Regions from separate parts of the Homo sapiens genome. Here region 1 is linked to region 2. The links are chromatin loops, found by intact Hi-C in ENCODE. Cell type or tissue: gastrocnemius medialis. All regions are shown on one strand. Links, peaks and the distances in the headings refer to the core of each region. The heading gives the core; the rest is flanking DNA. Region 1 overlaps ABLIM2 (actin binding LIM protein family member 2). Region 2 has its middle 7.1 kb from the start of ABLIM2.

Evidence for each region. Peaks named below come from ENCODE experiments on the same cell type or tissue, not always from the same donor. Only the 100,000 strongest peaks of a DNase experiment are listed, where the experiment ranks them.
Region 1: a loop joins it to region 2, with 9 times the contacts of the local background. A loop is called at or near these places in 7 of 110 quality-filtered maps.

What each region holds. Positions count from the first base shown.
Region 1 is chr4:8,061,885-8,072,399 of GRCh38, forward strand. The region is part of intron 6 of ABLIM2 (actin binding LIM protein family member 2); the gene reads right to left. Among named protein-coding and RNA genes, the nearest start is that of MIR95, 62 kb to the left of the region's middle. RefSeq lists an enhancer at 9,388-10,251. In gastrocnemius medialis, for the core only: no CTCF peak of the experiment used is centred there; DNase peaks (open chromatin) are centred at 5,867, 6,257, 7,417, 9,297 and 7 weaker places; H3K27ac peaks cover 8,000 bases.
Region 2 is chr4:8,161,948-8,169,947 of GRCh38, forward strand. No RefSeq gene overlaps it. Among named protein-coding and RNA genes, the nearest start is that of ABLIM2, 7.1 kb to the left of the region's middle. In gastrocnemius medialis, for the core only: CTCF peaks have their summits at 3,618 and 6,493 (motif pointing left); DNase peaks (open chromatin) are centred at 1,354, 2,444, 3,734, 7,104 and 1 weaker place; H3K27ac peaks cover 7,223 bases.

The DNA of each region.
Region 1 (10,515 bases), core at 2,516-10,515, 98 kb before region 2:
TCCCGTTTTCCCTGTCCTGTGCCTTCCCTAGGATGAAAACAGCCCCGAGATGGCCCCTGTGTATTGGGAGGAAGAGCCCAGAGCAGGCTTTTCTCCTGCGCAGAGCCTGGTGTGGCCTCCTCTGCCAACCTCCGGGCCAGGTGATAAGGCCGTGAATCTTCCAGCAAAGGGGCTCTTCCCGCAGGGCCCAGGCCTCGGCACCAGCTGTCCCCTCCACTGGAGCAGCCCTCCCACACTCCCACCCCTGCCACCCTGACTGCTATCTCATCCCACCTGCCACCTCCACTCGGGAGCTTTCTCTGAACCCTTCCCCAATCTGGGCATTCACAGCCCCATTTCCACACTGTTCAGGGATTACTTGGGTGTATTCTTCCCCACTAGATGGCCAGTCTCTCAAGCGCAGGGCCTGGCACCTGGGCCACGTCAGGGAGTACCAGGTGCAGGGATCTCTCTGGATAGCAGGTCACACCACAGCATCTGGCCCCAGAATGTGGGTGAAACAATCATTTCGCTGATCACAATTATTCAAATGCCCAGTGGTCTGGGTAGCACTCTTTTTTTTTTTTTTTGAGACGGAGTCTCACTCTGTCGCCCTGGCTGGATGGAGTGCAGTGGCGCGATCTTGGATCACTGCAAGCTCTGCCCCCCAGGTTCACACCATTCTCCTGCCTCAGCCTCCGAGTAGCTGGGACTACAGACCCCCACCACCACGCCTGGCTAATTTTTTTGTATTTTTAGTAGAGACGGGGTTTCACTGTGTTAGCCAGGATGGTCTCGATCTCCTGACCTCGTGATCCGCCCGCCTCAGCCTCCCAAAGTGTTGGGATTACAGGCATGAGCCACCACGCCCGGCCTGGTCTGAGTAGCACTCTTAAGTGTAAATCAGAGATTGAGACAGCTCTGTATTTTTAAAAATAAAAGTCACCAGGTATCAACGTCACAGTTGTCAACTGCTGGCTCACTGCATTCATAATGAGTATTCCTGAGTTTGTGGCCTGTGACCTGTCCTCACACCTGCTTAAATCCAGGTGCCCCCACTTCACACTGACTTCCTCTAACAGCAGGAGTTCTGTGACAGCCACAGGGGACAGAAAGCAACCCTGCAGGGCAAACAAACCCTGCTGTCTACACAGCATGTCTACATGGCACGTCCACATGTGAATCAAGGGAGAACACTGCTGGGACAGCTTCTTTTTTTTGAGACAGAGTCTCGCTCTGTTGCCCAGGCTGGAGTGCAGTGGTGCAATCTCAGCTCACTGCAACCTCTGCCTCCCGGGTTCAAGTGATTCTCCTGCCTCAGCCTCCCGAGTAGCTGGGACTGCAGGCACACGCCACCACGCCCAGCTAATTTTTGTATTTTTAGTAGAGATGGGGTTTCACCATTGTTGGCCAGGATGGTCTCAATCTCTTGACCTTGTGATCTGCCCCCCTTGGCTTCCCAAAGTGCTGAGATTATAGGCGTGAGCCACCGTGTCCAGCCTTCTGGGACAGTTTCTAAGACGATGGGCTTGAGCCCTCCACAGCAGCAGTGGCTATGGTCTCCACAGCTCGGGCCAAGAAGCCTGTTACACACATTAACTTGTCAAGTCCTTGCAGCAGTGCTATGGGTATATTATTACTCTCACTGACCATAACAGGCACAGAGAGGTGGAAGAGCTTGAGCAAGGTCACACAGCAGCAGGTGGTAGAGCTGCGGTTACAGTCCAGGAGCCTGGCCCCCGAGTGCAGAGCTTAAGCCCATGCCCAGGCCTGGCAGGCACTCAACCCCCAGCCTGGCTGTCCGCAAGTCCTGGTACAGATCTCAGGTCTGGGGTGTGCACCCCCTGCTCACATGCTCACTGCTAAGGCTTGAATGTTTGTCCCTGTTAGATACAGTTATGTTCCCTCTTCAAACAGCTTATCCAGTTTCCCCATTCTCTGTACTATAATTCCAAATACCCCCCTTGCCTTTGCTGTGCCCCAACTTGTCTGAATAAGCCTAGGCATGCCTGGACTTGCTACAGCCCCAGTCCACATTCCTTTCGTTACCAGGGAATAAGTTACCTTCCTAGTCGCTCCATAAATGACCCCCTTTCTCTCTCTTCTCACCTCCCTTACATGCCTACCTTATCTAAGAAAGTTTAAATGTTTAGCCCATTGGGACTAGTTTAGACTGTGCAGTCCGATCCTAGCCAATAGAGGAAAGACACAGAAGCAGAAGCTGCGTTAGAGATAATAAAAACCCTGATTTCCTTTGTTCTGTGTGCTCTCGCCATTGCTCCACAAGCGAGACATGCTCTTCTGCAGAAATAAATTTGCCTTGCTGAGAAACCCTTTGTCCTTTGTCCAGTGCTCATTCTTCTTTGTGGCACCGAGCATTTGTTTTCAACATCCCCTTCAAAACTCATGTTGAAATCTAATCACCTGTGTGGCAGTATTGAGAGGGGGGCCCTTAAGAGGGGAGCAGACCGTGAAGGTCCTGCCATCAGGATGGACTGATACATTCATGGATTAACAGGCCATCATGGGAACAGGACGGGTGGCTCTGAAGACAGGAGGAAAGCTCTGAGCCAGCCAGCATGCTCGGCCCCTCACCATGGGACTCTGCAGAAAGTTCCCAACAGCCACAGGATGTGCCCCCTTCACGCTGGACTTCACAGCCTCCATCACTTTAGGAAATCCATCCTTTTCTTTATAAATTCCCCAGGAGTTTCAGGTATTCTGTTACATGTCACAGGAGTGAACTAACACACGCCGCACCCTCGTGTCCTGAACGAACAACATGGAGGATGCTGGTGAACTGATCCAAGCCAAGAAGTCGGACACAAGAGAACAGGCCCCAGGTTTAGGATGTTCAAAACCAGGCAAAGCGATCTACCTGGCTAGGGTGCCCTTGGGGACTCACGGGGGAGTCTGGGGCACCAGACCTGTTCTCTTTCTTGACTCGGTACTGGTTCCATGGGTGTGTCCAGTTTGTAAAAATGTACCAAGATGCACAGGTATAATTCACGCACCCCTCTGTGTGTATTACATGCCAACAAAGCAAAGACCTAAACGCAAGAGCTAAAACTGAAAAACGATTAGAAGAAAACATGCTGTTAAGAGGACAGGTGCAGTGGCTCACACCTGTAATCCAAGTGCTCTCAGAGGTCAAGGCAAGAGGATCACTTGAGGCCAGGAGTTCAAGACCAGCCTGGGCAACATAGTGAGACATGGTCTCTACAAAAAAAATTGAAAAATTAGCCAGGCATGGTGGCTTGCACCTGTAGTCCCAGCTACTCAGGAGGCTGAGGTGGGAGGATACTTTGAGCTCAGGAGCTCTAAGTTACAGTGAGCTCTGATCATGCCACTGCACTCCAGCCTGGATGACAGAGTGAAACCCAGACTCTTACAGAAACGTTTTAAAAAGGTGGGCAAAGGACCTGAATAGACACTTCTTCAATGAAAATATACAAATGGCCAACTGGTACATGAAAAGATGCTCAACATCCTTGTCATTAAGAAATTGCAAATCAAAACCATAGGAGACACCACTTCATACCCATGAGGGTAGCTACAATAATAACAACACAGAAAGGAAAAGAAAAGGTGTTGGTGAGGATGTCAAGACACAGGAGCCCTCGTGCGCTGCTGATGGAAACACAAAACAGTGCAGCTACTGTGGAAGACAGTGTATTGGTTTTTCAAGAAGTTAAACACAGAATTACCAGGAGCCAGGAAATTCACTCTTTGGCATTTAAAGAAAATGAAGAGAAAAGAACAAGAGAAATGAAAACTTGGCTGGGCACAGTGGCTCAAGCCTGTAATCCCAGCACTTTGGAAGGCTAAGATGGGCAGATCACCAGAGGTCAGGAGTTTGAGACCAGCTTGACCAACATGGTGAAACGCCATCTCTACTAAAAATACAAAAATTAGCTAGGCTTGGTGGCGGGTGCCTGTAATCCCAGCTACTCAGGAGGCTGAGACAGGAGAATTGCTTGAACTTGGGAGGCGGAGGTTGCAGTGAGCTGAGATCGCGCCACTGTACTCCAGCCTAAGCAACAGTGCAAGACTCCAGAAAGAAGGAAAGGAAGGAAAGAAGGGAATGGAAGGGAAGGAAAGGGAATGGAGGGGAGGGGAGGGCAGGGGAGGGGAGGGAGAAAGGAGGGAGGGAGGGGGCCGGGTGCGGTGGCTCATGCCCGTAATCCCAGCACTTTGGGAGGCTGAGGCGGGCGGATCATGAGGTCAGGAGATGGAGACCATCCTGGCTAACACGGTGAAACCCTGTCTCTACTAAAAAAAAATTACAAAAAATTAGCTGGGCATGGTGGCAGGTGTCTGTAGTCCCAGCTAATCAGGAGGCTGAGGCAGGAGAATGGCGTGAACCCGGGAGGCAGAGCTTGCAGTGAGCCGAGATAGCGCCAGTGCACTCCAGCCTGGGCAACAGAGAGAGACTATGTCTCAAAAAAAAAAAAAAAAGAAAAAAGAAAGGAGGGAGGGAGAGAGGGAGGGAGGGAGGGAAGGAAGGAAGGAAGGAAGGAAGGAAGGAAGGAAGGAAGGAAGGAAGGAAGGAAGGAAGGAAGGAAGGGAGGGGTGGTTCCACATAAAAACCTGTACATGATGTTCACAGAAGCATTCTATATAACAGCGAAAGGATAGAAACAGCCCCGGTGTCCATCGTGGATGAAGAAATAGTGGCGTATCTATGCCAGGGAGTATTATTCAGCCACAGACAGGAATGAAAGCACTGATCCTGCTACAACATGGATGAACTCTGAAAACGTGTGCAGTGAAAGATGCCAGACGCAAAGCCACGGGGTAGAGGATTCCTTCACTATGGAAAATCCGGAGCAGGCAAATCCATGGAGACAGAAAGCAGGTGAGTGGCTGCCAGAGGCTGGGGGAGGAGGGAATGGGGAGTAACTGCCTAGTGGGGGTGAGGTTTCCTCTCGGGGTGACGAAAAAGTTTTGGAACTAGAGAGAACTGGAAGTTGCATGATATTGTGAATGCACCAAATGCCACCGAACATTTTAAATGGTTAATTGTACGTTACGTGAATGTCACCTCAACTTTTTAAAGAAGAGCTGATCCCCAAATGGCCAACTTTTGAATGACCAACCACATACCAAGCATTGTGTCAGGTGCTCTGCCTGCCTCAAGTTCATCCTCACAGCAGCCCCTTGGGGTGAACACTCTTGTCTATCCTTGTTTTCCAGAGGAGGAGGTCGAGGCTCAGAGAGGCGAGGGGGGCCTACCCAAGGCCATGTCATTGAGAGAATGAGGAGCCAGGATCCAAAGAAGGCAGGCTGGATGCTACCTCCTGGGAAGACTCCATGGGCCATGGGGACAATCGGGGACATTTGTGGCTGAGCCCCTGCAGGTCCGGGGCCTCAGAGCACGGAATTAACTGCATCCTCAGCTCACCGGCTCCCTGTCAACAGCCCTCCTCCCACACCCAACGCACAGACACAGGAAAAGGAAGGGTCGCAGAGCTCCTAGTGAGCTGGGGGCAGAGACGGAAGCCTTCCACGCTGTACACGCCACGGCCTGGCCCATGGCACAGAGGAGCAGCCTGGGGTCTGAGAAGTCACACAGCAGAGTTAGAGCCAAGTCTGAGCCAGTGCCAGCTCTGCACCCTTTCCAGTGATGGCACAGCCGCGTGGCCAGGGGCAGCCGGCACCCTCACTCACAGTTCGGGCCACTCATAAAGTATGAGAGTCAACAGCCAAACCCTTACATTTTAAGGACGCTCCATGTTCTGGAACAATCCACCCATGGTGGAGGGGCAGGGCTGGAGGGCCTGTGTCTTCAGGCTCTGAGGAACACCACGGGGCCGTCAAGTGGACGGAGCAAATGTGCCTGCCGGTGCTCAGGCCTGTCCCAGGCTCGTGGCCAAAGCCATGGAGGTGACAGATTCCAGCCTGAGATTCTCTCTTCCTGGCTGTGTGACTCAGGCCCTGTGTCACGTGCTGGGGTTCAGTGTCCCCGTGTATAAGATGGAGAGGACTGTCCCTCCCTCTCAGGCTGGGGTAGTATAACCGGGCTCTGTGATTCCAGAGGACATTTAGCTGGAAGGTACCGGCATGGCACAGGTCACCCCCTCCCTACCCCATACTTCCTGCTGAGAACCAGTGGGTCACAGGCGGCCATCGATGGGCTGATGGAGTCAAAAATTAGAAGTGTCCTCATTCCCTGTGTCACCTCCTGTTGTCATTCCCATTCTCTCATAGTGACTGGGGCGTCCCAGTCATCGGTACAGTGGCCACATCCTCCCAATTGCCACCCGAGGAGTGCCTGAAACCTCGGCCGCTGGTTGTTCCAGTGGGCGCACGGCTCCCCAGGCAGGCGGAAGTCCCACCCTCGCCCGCGTGGGGCTCATGATGGCTCGGATTTCAAAATATATGAGCAACTGAAAGACTTTGCAGTGAGTGGTTTTAGGAAGACATCTTGTGCCTTCTGAAGGGTGGCTGTCATCTTTAATAAGGCAGAACGAGGTGCCAGGGAAGCACACCCACAGCCTGTGGTGGCTCAGGGTGACCACAGGTCCTCAGCCAGTGCTGGGTCAGAGGGCAGCGGTTTAAGGGACGTCCCCACTGTGACGTGCAGAATAGGGCCAGCAGGACAGAGGTGTGGCAAAGCTGTCCCGCCTCCAGAAACCCCTCCTGTCCCAGCAGAGGAGAGCTAGTGGTCCCCCGTCTTTGGGCTTCTGGAGAATGGATCAGCCCTCTCTGCCATGAGCCCCTCACACCTGAGGCAGGAGGCCCCTTTCCTCCCTGAATCCAACCACGGAATCCGGGTGCAAAGGCCTCCTCTGCCCACTGGAGAGCTGCCACACTTCCCCTTGCTTCTTCCCCGCTGCGGGCTCCCGCTCAGCCGAGGGCCAGGGCTGGGCCTGCGGGCTGCACCTCCCTGCAGCAGGCAGCTCCCAGCAGCTGCTCCTCACAGTCATCGGCCCAGTTCAGAGCTCTAGTTTCCTTTCTGAACTTCCAGAACTGAGTCCAGGTCTTAAAAGACCTAATCACCATGATGCACAAACAAAATGAAATTTACAAAGAAACAAATGAAAGCTGTGAGCAGGGGATCCCCCTGGGGGTGTTTGGCGGCCAGGACAGAATCCCCAGAATCCCCAGGGGCCACTGCATCCCAGAAAGAAGGGCCCCACTCTGAGCAGTGCCCAGCAAGGCCCCTTGAGATCTGGGCCCTCCCCAGACCTTCCACACCCTCTGGAACACAGCTCCTCTTGGCCCCAGGCCTGTCTAGCACACTCACTCCTGGCCCCACTGCCTCTTCCTCTCTACCCAGCTCCCGTTAAGGCGTGAGCCTCAGGAGCGCTTGGCCCAGCGGCCTCATTCTCTGCTGTACCCCGGCGTCCCCTCCAGCAGTGGCACTGGCAGACGAGCCGTCCAGTGGGGACGTTCTGAACAAGGCAACACGGTGCCCAGGAGGCCAGCCTGAGCGGCCCTAGAGGACCAGAGAACTTGACTAAGTTTGGGAAAGGCTAGGGCAGAATCCCGCCTGTGGATGTTCACACGCACTGCAGCGTGTCCAGGCTCGGAGGGTCCCACCACGAAGACAGTGATGAGCACATTGCCCGGGGACCAGGGGACGCAAGGGAGGACACGACAGGCCAGCGTGGAAGGGTAGGACCAGGGGCTCTGATGCGCTGCCGGCATGAGGCAAGGCAGGAAGGCAGAGATGCGGCAAAGGGTGTGTGCGCATGTGCGTGTCTGTGTGTCTCTGTGTTTTGCCTGGTGTCTGTGTGGATGTCTTTCCGTGTGTCTGTGTGTGCATCGTGTGTGCTGTCTTGGTTGTCTGTGTGCATTTCTGTGTGTCTCTGTGTGTGTTTGTGTGTTGTCTGTGTGTTGCTATGTGCAGTCTCTGTGTCCATGTGTCCTTGTGTTGTCTGTGTACGTTTCGGTGTGTCCATGCATGTTGTCTGTGTCTCTCCGTGTGCTTGTGTGTCTCTATGTGTTGTCTGTGTGTACGTGTCTGTGGGTGCCGTGTGTGTTTTCTGTGTGTCTGCGTTGTCGATGTCTGTGTCCCTGTGTTTATGTTGGTTGTGTGTGTCATGTGTTTCTTTCTGTGTGTTTATTTCCATGTGTGTTGTTTGTGTGCCTAAGCGTGCTGTCTGCACGTCTTGTATGTGTATGTGATCTGTGTGTCCTTTTGTGTGTTTGTGTGTGTCTATGTGCTTTGTGTGTGTATGTATCTGTGTATCTGAGTGTGTCTGTGTCATCTGTGTCTTTCTGTGTGTTTGTGTGTCTGCATGTGTCTATGTATGTCTACAATCTGTGTCTGTGTGTGTACGTCTGTGTGTGTATGTGTGTGGCCTGTGTGTCTGTCTGTGCTGTGTCTGTCTTGTGTGTGTGACCGCGTGTGTCTGTGTTTTGTCCTGTGTCTCTGTGTCCACGTGTGTTGTCTGTGGGTTGTGCATGTGTGTGTATATCTCGTGTGTGTCTGTGGATGTGTGTATCTGCACGTGTGCAAAATCTGAAAGGATGACTTCTAGATGCCAGCAGTAGTTAGCTGTGGGGGTGGCACTATGAATGTTTTGGCTTATTTTATGATAAACAGGTATTCCTTTTGAGTGAGAGAAGTTGGGGACTTGAGAAGTCGCTATCACCTCTACCCATCAGAAATGCTGTATTTATTTGGAAACACGGTTTGTTTTCTCCCAGTGACGAGAGTCATCCGTGCTTCCTGCCCCAAGACAGACAGGAGGAAGCAAAGAACAAATGTCCCGCAATTGCAAGAATGATGTTCAACTGGTCCCTGACCCAGGGCAGAGAGAGCCTCGGCACCCCCTTTCCTGCCAGCCTCCCCTGTGGCAGGGATCTGTCACCTGCGTCTCTGTGAACCCAGCATCTAGCCCAGGGTGGAACACACAGTGAGGCCAGGAAGGGTCTAGAAGGGAGTGGTTGACTGGGGAAGGAAAGAGAGGAGGGGCAGAGGGAGGGAAGGAGGAGGGGAGGAGTAAAGGGAGGAGGAATTGATTCGCAGAACCAGGGGGACGCTGGGCTTCTTGTTACCGGGGAGACGGCCCCTGCACAGACTGCACGAGGCACACCGGTCCAGACCTCAGCCCTGACAGGGTTAACAGAGGGTGGGGCTGGAAACAGGCACCCCCACTCCCGCCCACCTCTTCAGGAGGTGTTGACAGGGCGAGGGAGGGATGGGGTTCCTGGAAGGTGGGGCTCTGAACACATGGCCAGTGGCTTCTCCTCATCCACACCTCCTCCCTTTATGCAGCCCTGGTCTAGAGGCTGGTCACACCGCTGTCCCCGTGGATTCGCCAGCTGAGTCCCAGCTCCCTCTGTGGGGGCAGCGCCATCCGTCCCCAGCAGCTGGCTCTGCCACAGTTGCTGCCAGGCGCCACCCACCTCTGCTGCCCCAGCCCAGTGCCTCCCCCATCCCTAGCCAGCCATCCCGGCCCAGGAGTGGGACACAGATATCAGCCCCTCCCATGCCCCCACAGGACCCCAGCAAGGAGCCGGCTCATCAGGACAGACACCCAGAGATGGGTGGGATGCAGGCCAACATGCATGAGGGTGCTGCACGTTTAGGAGAAACTGAGGGAGAGACGGGGAAGGAAAACCCCACTGTCACCACCAAATGCACATTTCGCGGGCAGGCGGGCACTGCGGGCGCCAGCACTTAGGATGGCACCATGCCCACCACACGCAGACACAGCACAGGCGAGGGCTCGGCTGGCAGTGGGAGCCTGGGATGCTCTGTGCTTGGGTCCTGCAGAGGGAAGCCAGGGGCACTGCCAAGCGCCTTAGGGGGCAAAACGGGGGTGGGGGAACAGGTGGCTCCGAGGTCTCACACCTGACTGCTCTGTCCCCAAAAACCCACCCACCCGCAGCCCCTCCTGGCCCCTGTGAGCCCCCATCAGCCCCTTGGAGTTGCGGGCCAGGTTTCCTACCTGCACAGCTTCTGGGCACCAGAGCCCAGTCTGACGGCCCTGCTTGAGTGCCGTGCTCCCTGGAACGTGTGCCTGCGAGGGTGGACACCCTCACCTTCAGCCAACAGTCTGTCACCTGCTCCTGCTGCGCCCTGGGAGTCCACTGTCACCCAGCGGGGCACCGGCACACTGGGCCGAGCATCAGGCAGTGCCACCGCGGCGGCGGCAGCTCCCCTTCTGCGGAGCCAGGCTTGTCCCCGCCCGCAGTTCCCACCTTGCACCCGGGGAGGATGCTCAGAGCTGTGCAGAGCCCGCCGACTCAGCCACGCCGCCACAGACTCGCCTCCCCGGCAGAGGCGAAAACAAAAGCATTAATCTTCCCCAGGAGGCCCTTTCTCCTCCACAGCAGAGGAGGAGGAAAAAACCCAGACCTGTTTTGCTCCTGTTCCTCGAATTAGGATGGTTCCTTCCCGATGAACCAGGGCGCACCCCAAATTCTGTATTTGGCATTAAATATCAGGGATGCTTACATTGCAGACATGGGACGCTTGCCTCCCAATCCATCAAGGGGAGGGGGGGCTGCCTGATGAAACCCACTTTGCTCGCCCAGTGCGGAGCGTGCCTGAGGCAGAGCAGCCCCAGTTTGGGTGGG
Region 2 (8,000 bases), core at 1-8,000:
CTGGCCTCCCTGGGACGCGCTTTCAGGCACTCTGCTTTCTTTTGAGATTAGGAGACACTTAGAGGTGATGTGTCCACCTTTCCCCTGCTCTATGATGGGGTGCTCTGGGCTTCGGGGAGGACAGCAGTGTTATGGGGGTCTGCCAGGTGCCGGCCCAGGGCCAGCAGGAAGGTGACAGGCCCACAGGAGGCCAGAAGACAATGGTCAGAACCCCCAGTAGGACCCTGGGGGAAACAAGAGCACCCCCTCCTTCTGAGTGTCCTAACCACTATTATGGGATGTTGGTTGTTCCAGCGATGGAGGGAGCAGAATGCAGAGAGGGCAGCCCCAGGTCCGTGGCCTATCACACCCCAGGTCAAACCATCCGAAGCCAAATGCTGCTTCCCTGGGGCTCCAGGTTTACATGTGGGGTCCCGGACCCGCTGATAGAGGCAGCCATAAAAAAACAAAAAGGCAGCCAGGTGCGGTGGCTCATTCCTGTAATCCCAGCACTTTGGGAGGCCGAGGCTGGCAGATCACGAGGTCAGGAGTTCGAGACCAGCCTGGCCAACATGGAGAAACCCCATCTCTACTAAAAACACAAAAATTAGCCGGGCGTGGTGGTGCACGCCTGGAATCTCAGCTACTGGGGAGGCTGAGGCTGGAGAATTGCTTGAACCTGGGAGGCAGAGGTTGCAGTGAGCCGAGATCGTGCCATTGCACTCCAGCCTGGGTGACAGAGCGAGACTCTGTCCAAAAAAAAAAAAAAAAAAAAAAGAAATAACAAAAAGGCAATTCAACACAAACACGCACTTTCACAAATGTCTATTGAAAACAAAGCCAGGTGCTCGAGTGAAGAGCTGCGCCATGGCGTGTCTGGGGAATACTTTTCCTGCATGGCTGAGCTGGGTGAGGCTTCCTAAAATGTGAGTCCTGTGACCGCAGGTGGAGACTTGTTCTCTTCATGATAAATGCCCCCACCACAAGCACAGGCACCTGTCACTGCTCTATGACCTTTAAATTGCTTCAAAATTAGGATCATTTGTCCTGAAAAAGCTATTGCCCTTTCAGAGAGTGTGAAGCTCTCAGAAAGTGTAGAAGGACACATGCTGGGTGGGGTTGGGGGCTGAGGCAGACCCCACAGTGCCGGCCTCGCATGGACTGGGACAGGTGGGGCTGTGGGTTTCTTCAGGCTGGGCCAGGAGGGGCCAGGAGGGAGAGGGGCCAGCACCCCATGGGCTGGCAGCTGCTTTAGGGGGCAGGGGAGCCTTGATGGAGGGGTCCTGTCTAAGTCCCAGTGGGAGCAACTCCGGGCTGGCTCAGAGGTGGAGGGATGTGTGACACTGCACCCGAGAGCTCCCAGGGGCCAGGCCAGATGAGTCAAACAGTGACAGCCAGGACTGCTGTGTCCTTAGGGCTCTGCGCCAAGGCTCAGAGGACCCTATCATTGTCATCGTATCATCATCATCCCGATGTCACAGATGGGGAAACTGAGGGATTCACTTACCCAATTGAAAACTACGACCAAGTGGAGCAGGTAGGACGCACACCCAGGCCCTGCTGAAGAGAGAGCCCGTGGGCTTGGCTTCAGCCCCATGGCCCTCCGGAATCTGTCATCCCCTCCAGGGGGCATTCAAGAAGTCAAGGGATGAAGCTGGGAGTTGTGGGGTCCAGTGTGAGGTGCATGGCCAGGGGACCTGCTCCACTTGGCCCAAGCAATGCCAGGCCTGCTGCCCCCACCCTGGGCTGCTGGGAGTGCCGCATCTTCTCCCGGACAGCTCATGCTCACCCTCTGAACCTTGTTTTGAGATCCTCTCCTTGGATAAGCCTCCCTGGCCCTCTAGTGAAGTTGGGGGCCACCTCCACTCCCCCAGGGGGTCTCCAGCACAGAGGAGAGTGCCCACTGAACTGTGGGATCAGCAGGTACCCGCACTGCGGCTGCCACTCTCACTCAGCAATGGAAAGAGGTCAGACCCGCCTGAGCCCCTTTCCCACCGTCCTGACCTCTCCCTGGGTCTGCTGGGGTTTCCCACAAATTGCTTCTATGGAGAGCAGCACCGTGTGGCTGCGCTCACCTGGGGCCTGAGCTAGAAAGAAGGTGCCTGCTCTGGAAACCCAGCGGTACGGAAACGTTGCAAGTCAGAGACGCAGGGCAGCAGACAGAGCAGACGGCGTCCTGAGCCCATCAGGGGCTCTGCTCAGTAAGGGAGCCTCCAGGCTTTCTCTCACCAAAGCGGCAGGATTCCTTGTCCTTTCTTCATCTCTAAATACAGTCCAGGAATTGATTGACTTCACAGCCAAATGGAGAAACAAATGAAATATGATTTCATTGTGGGATCTTTCCAGCCGCTCAATAATTTAAAACCACGCCATACGAAACCAGGAGTAAAAATAGCATGTGACTCATGGCTTGGAGCCTATCTCTCAAGCACGGGTCCACACACCTGGATTCTCGCTAAGTCAGGCCCAGCCTCACCCTCGCATGCCCATGGCTTGCCTGATGCCTCCGGGTGGGTCAGGAGGGGAAGCGCAGCCCTGGGTTACACAGGTATCTGTTCTCCCTAACACCGGATCTATGCCACAGTTCCAGCTGCCCAGTTAACTCTGAGTGGTTTGTAGACTTGGCAATGCTTTGCCATCACAGAAAACTCACAAAAGATGGTTCATTACAAGTGATGGAAGGAAGTAGAATGTATAGGCCTGATTTGGGAATATGACCCACACCGTGCAAGGCTTGGATGTGGCTGGTCTTCTGAAAGCACTTCCTCCCATTAAACTTCATTCCTGTTCAGCAGAAACAGACGAGGACCGTCAGGAACACCTGGGAAGGAACGAGAATGGAAGAGCAGAGCAAGGGGCAAGGTCTGAGATGAGGTGCCGCCTCTATTCAGCACCTACTGCATGTCAGCCTCTGTGCTGGAAGTGAGATGAAGAAGCTCAGCTAGAGCAGGCAGGTGCATGAGTCAGCCGCGCTGCGGAACAGAGGACCGCAGGCTTTGCTGAAGGGGCTTGTAAAAGGGTAGGGCATCTCTCCCAGTGCCGGAGGCCGATCTCTTCATTCTGCCTCTGCTGTCACACAGCATTCTTCTGTGAATGTTCCCCTTCTGTTCTCATAAGGACACTGGTCCTAGGATGGAGGGCCCACCTTAATCCAATACTGTCTGACTTCATCTTAACCAGTCATGTCTTTGAAGACCTGATTTCCAAATAAGATCATATTCCTGGGGGCTAAATCTTGGGGTTAGGACTTCAACATATCTTTCTGGAAGGTACAGTGCACCCCACCAGAGGGGACCACCATTATTGGACCCCACAAGGGGCATGGTCTTCCAGATCTGTGGTCTGTGGGACCTGGGAGGAAAACTGCAGGTCTGAGGGCTCCCAGTTGGGGAGAAGAAATGGAAGCCCAGAGAGACAAAGTCACATGCAGCCAGGTCCCCAGGAGGCCAGAAGCCACAGTGCTCTCCCAGCCACCTGACCCTTGGTTGACAACCACACAGGCATACAGCCCTGCAGGGAACCCAGAAGGCAGCCATCCCTGACAGTGAGAGCAGCTCTTGTCCTGGGAAGGCAGATGGGTCCTGCCAGAAGCCTGGGCCTGGCCTTGTTGGCCTCACCGGCAAGCTCAAGCTTGCCCCCCAGCTGCTGATCAAGCAAGACATCGTGTCCCTTCTTAGCAACTTTGTCACCAGGCTGTGCTTCCCAGAGCTGCTGTGTGGGCATGGAAGGGATAAGGTTTCGAAGAAGCTTAATCAGGAGCCCTTGCCTGCATAACTTACAAAGTGCTTGTTCTGTGGGCCTCCCAATCGGGTGTTCCCTTGAGGTCATGGTGCTGAGTGTTACTCAGTCTGACAGACGAGACACTGTAGGCTCACCAAGGCTAAGAAATGTGCAGTCAGCTGGGAGGGGCTGGACCCGGCTCCCTGAGATGACCAGAGCAGAGCAGTCTCCACTAGAATTTCTTCTTTGGCTATGGCCAAGCTGCTTGGAGCAGGAATTGCATGGTTTGATGATAACACTAGTGGTTTGATAATAATAAAATGACTTTAAGTAAAGGAGATCACCCTCATCCAATCTGTTGAAGGCATTAAGAGCAAAAACAGTTTCCAGTGGAGAAGATCTGCCTCAAGACTATAGCACCGACTCCTGCCTGAGTTGCCTGCCTGCCCTGCAGATTTTGAACTTGTCAGCCCCCACAATACCATGAGAACATTCCTTAAAATAGAACCCTGTTTATCTATCAGTTGCCCTTTGTACCTGTCTGCTTACCTACCTACACACTCATTCATTCATCCGTTCATCCATCCACTCCCATCCATCCATCCACCCACCATCCATCCATCTACCACCCTTCACCCATACATTCATATATCTACCCATCTATCTACCCACCCATCCACCCATCCATCTATCCATTCATCCAGTCACCCAACCATCCATCCACCCATCCATCCACCACCCATCCACCTATCCATCCATTTACCTATCTGTTCATGCACTCACCCATCCAGCCATCCATCACCCAACCATCCATCCATCCATTCACCCACCATCCACCACCCATCCACCCATCCGTCCATTTACCCATCCATTCATCCACTCACCCGTACAGCCATCCATCCACCACTCATCCACCCATGTATCCATTCAGCCATCTATCTATCACCCATTCACCCATCCATGCATCCATCTATCTACCTACCCATCCACCACTCATCCACCCATCCATTCACCACCCATCCACCCATTCATCCGTCAGTCTGTCCATCCACCCATCCATCTACCACCCATCCACCCATCCATCCGTCTACCTATCTGTTCATCCACTCACACATACGGCCATCCATCTCCCACCCATTCACCCATCTATCCACCACTGATCCACTCATCCCTCCATCCATCTGTCCATCCACCTATACATCCACCACTCGTCCACCCGTTTATCCACCACTCATCTACCCATCCATCTACCCATCCATCCACCTACCATCCATCCATCCACCCACCCATTCACCATCCATTCACCTATCCATCCTTCCACCACCCATCCACCCATCCATCCATCTGCCACCCATCCACCATCCACCCACCATCCATCTGTTTCTATCAGTACTATTTCTCTGGAGAAGCCAGACTGATATACTTTCCAAATCTATAATTCCCTGGGCTCCCTGGCACCATGACTTGAAGGCCCCTGGCTGAGCTCAGCCTGTCCTAAGCTCCTCCCAGCTCCAGAAACGGCACCTGCTGCCACCCTATTGCTCTCCCTGACTCCTGAGAACCCCTCTGGGAGACTTCTCTTCCTGCTCCATCACATTAGTCCAACCCCAGGTCCTGCCTCCAAGTCCTTCCACAGCGTAGTTAGACACAAGTGCAGGCACCTTCTCCTGCTCTCTTTGCTCCTACTCCCCCCACCCCCATTCCTTCTCCTGCAGCCAGAGGGATTTGCTAAATGAAAGCTAATTCCACTCCATCACACCCCTGCCTGCCAGGGGCCTCCCTCTCCTCCTCTGCCTGGCCAAATTCTCTTCACTCTTTAAGGATCAGCCCAGGCATCGTCTCCTCCTAGAAGTCCTCCCTGGCCCCTGGCTAAATTGTGCAAACCCCCGGTTTCCATGAGTCCTGGGACTTCCTCTTTTACAGGCTGGTCACTTGGGATTGTCATTGATTGTTTCCTTGTCTGTGTCCCTAACTAAACAGTGAGCTTTGAGTACTATGAGCTTCTCTGAGGAAAGCTGAGATTTAAAAGGGCCAAGGTAATGGGACAGGTAAAGGATGGGTCGAGAAAATCCAGGAAGGCCTGCGTGTTTTACTTGACTTTTTGATTGCAGTACCTGGAACATTAAAAATTGAATGCTTTTATCCTATCTTGTTCTAAAGAGTATATGGGGCTTCTTACAAAGGAAGCCTTACTATAGAAAGATCTTTTTAAAAGCTGGTAAGAAAACTAGAGTTAAGGAAAACTACATAGATTAGGAGGAAGTTGGGGCTGAGGTCAAGCCCTGGAATCTCTGCCGTGGGTGGTGACACAGCCCAGGGCAGCCCCTCCTTCCTCTCTGTACTGCCCAGCAGCCCCAGCAGAGAGAGGAACAGGGTCAGTTACATAATTCTCTGTGTCCACAGGATTAGAAGAATTGCTGAGAAGAAGCATGCTTCCCAACTCTGAGACTTGAAGAACCTGCCTCTCTAGGTCCTGTGGGGTGAGGCCAGTCTGGCTTCCCCCACAGCCCACAGCCAACACAGCGTGCATCTCAGAGCACTCCTTCTCCTAACCATCCCTTCCTTCCTGTCCCTTTTTGTCACTGGATGCAGAGACCAGGGGACTTACTGTGCATACAGTAGGTGATGAGCAACCATCTAAAAGGAACCTAGTTGTATAATGAAGTGGTATTTTTAACATAAAAGTTACCTATAATTTCATGGAGAAAATATGTGATCATCTACATTTCTCAGGATGCCAAGGCAAATGAGCTTTTTTTTTTTGATTTTGCTGCCCCCTGATGGCAGAGTACCCTAATTGCAGGCATACTATCAAGGATCAGAAGTCCCCTCCATCCCACCAGTGACACCCAGACTGTGAAAAGTGGGCAGACACTGCCCTCATCAAAGATCACCCAAACATCTGCCTTTGGCCAACACAAAGAGACAGACGGGAAGGGGTAGTTTCATGTAAGATCTTTAACCACCCTCCCTTCCTGATTTCTGAGGTCTTGGGTCCAGAGGCTGTGCAGGCTTATAACTGTGATCGCATTAAGCATATGAGTGTGGAGAAGGTGAGGCAGCCAGTCAGACACGCTGTAGTCTCTGTTTTTGGGTGGGTTGTTTACTTCACTCCCATTTCCCCTGCTCCCTGCTTTCTTGTAGCACCGCAGTTTTTTGTGCAGGAGCCACAACACCTACCCATGCAGTCCATGGACTTCTCAGTAAGTGAGAGTAAGTGAGCTGGACTCCACATCCAGCTCAGAAGGTTTTAATGAGTCTAAGGATGACCCCATCTCTGGAGACAGACAGGCTACATTAGTCAACATCCCTGGACACAAAGATTTGCTCCAGGAAAGGCATATGACCCAATTCGGCTCAATGGGGTGTGGTAGGTGGCTTGCTAAGAAAGGCTGGAAAGGGCATCTCCTGACCTTCAGGAGAGAGTTTGGAAGCTGCCCTCTCTCCTGCTCTGCATATTGCAGTGTGGGATGTATGCCAGGGACAGCTTGGGCAATTTTGTCTCCATGTGGGAAGTGAGCCTGAGAGTGAACCCAATTGTAAAGAAGTGGTCTCAGAGCCCCTGGATCAAGCCAGTCCTGAGGCCCACCTACCTATGGACTTCCCAGTCCATGAGCCAAGGAAGACTTTTTCATTTGAGCCACGTGGACTTGAGTACTTTATTATTTATAACACTCCACGAAGCCCCAAGTCATCAGTGTTTGTGATGTCACTGAAATGAATGCCAGTGGGCTTAAGTGTCCTTGGCATGGTCTCCCTCAAAATACCATGGCATTTGGTTTGCTTTTGGTTTAGAACACTGCAGGGGGCCCTCACCCCTCACCTGCTCCCTGGTCTGGCGGTTTGTGCTCGGGGGATTCCTGAGAGCCTCTGGCTTCCCTGACCCCTCTTCAGAGGTGGAAGGAAAGATGACACCTCTCAACTCTACTTCAGGCAAGACTCAGGAAGAAAGGTATCTCCGCCTTGTGTGAGGGAGCCTCCTTAGCATCCGCCTCGCTGAAAGATGGAGGAGAAATATGTCCAGTACCGAATGTTCCCAAGGCCCCCCATTCCTCACACAATGCAGGCTGGCAAAAAGTCTTGCAGGCCATGATCAGGACTTATTTACTAATGAAAATTGATAGTATTGTCTATGCAGCCTCCTGGGGAGGGGGCTCATACCAAATGTCCCATTTTGCAGCAAAGATAGTGAGATAATGAGCTCCTGACCATGGGGCTCACTTGTCCTTCCACACACCCCATCTCAGGACAGCTGCCGGGTGCTAGAATGACCCACCCAAGGCTCAGCCTTCTGAGCTGTG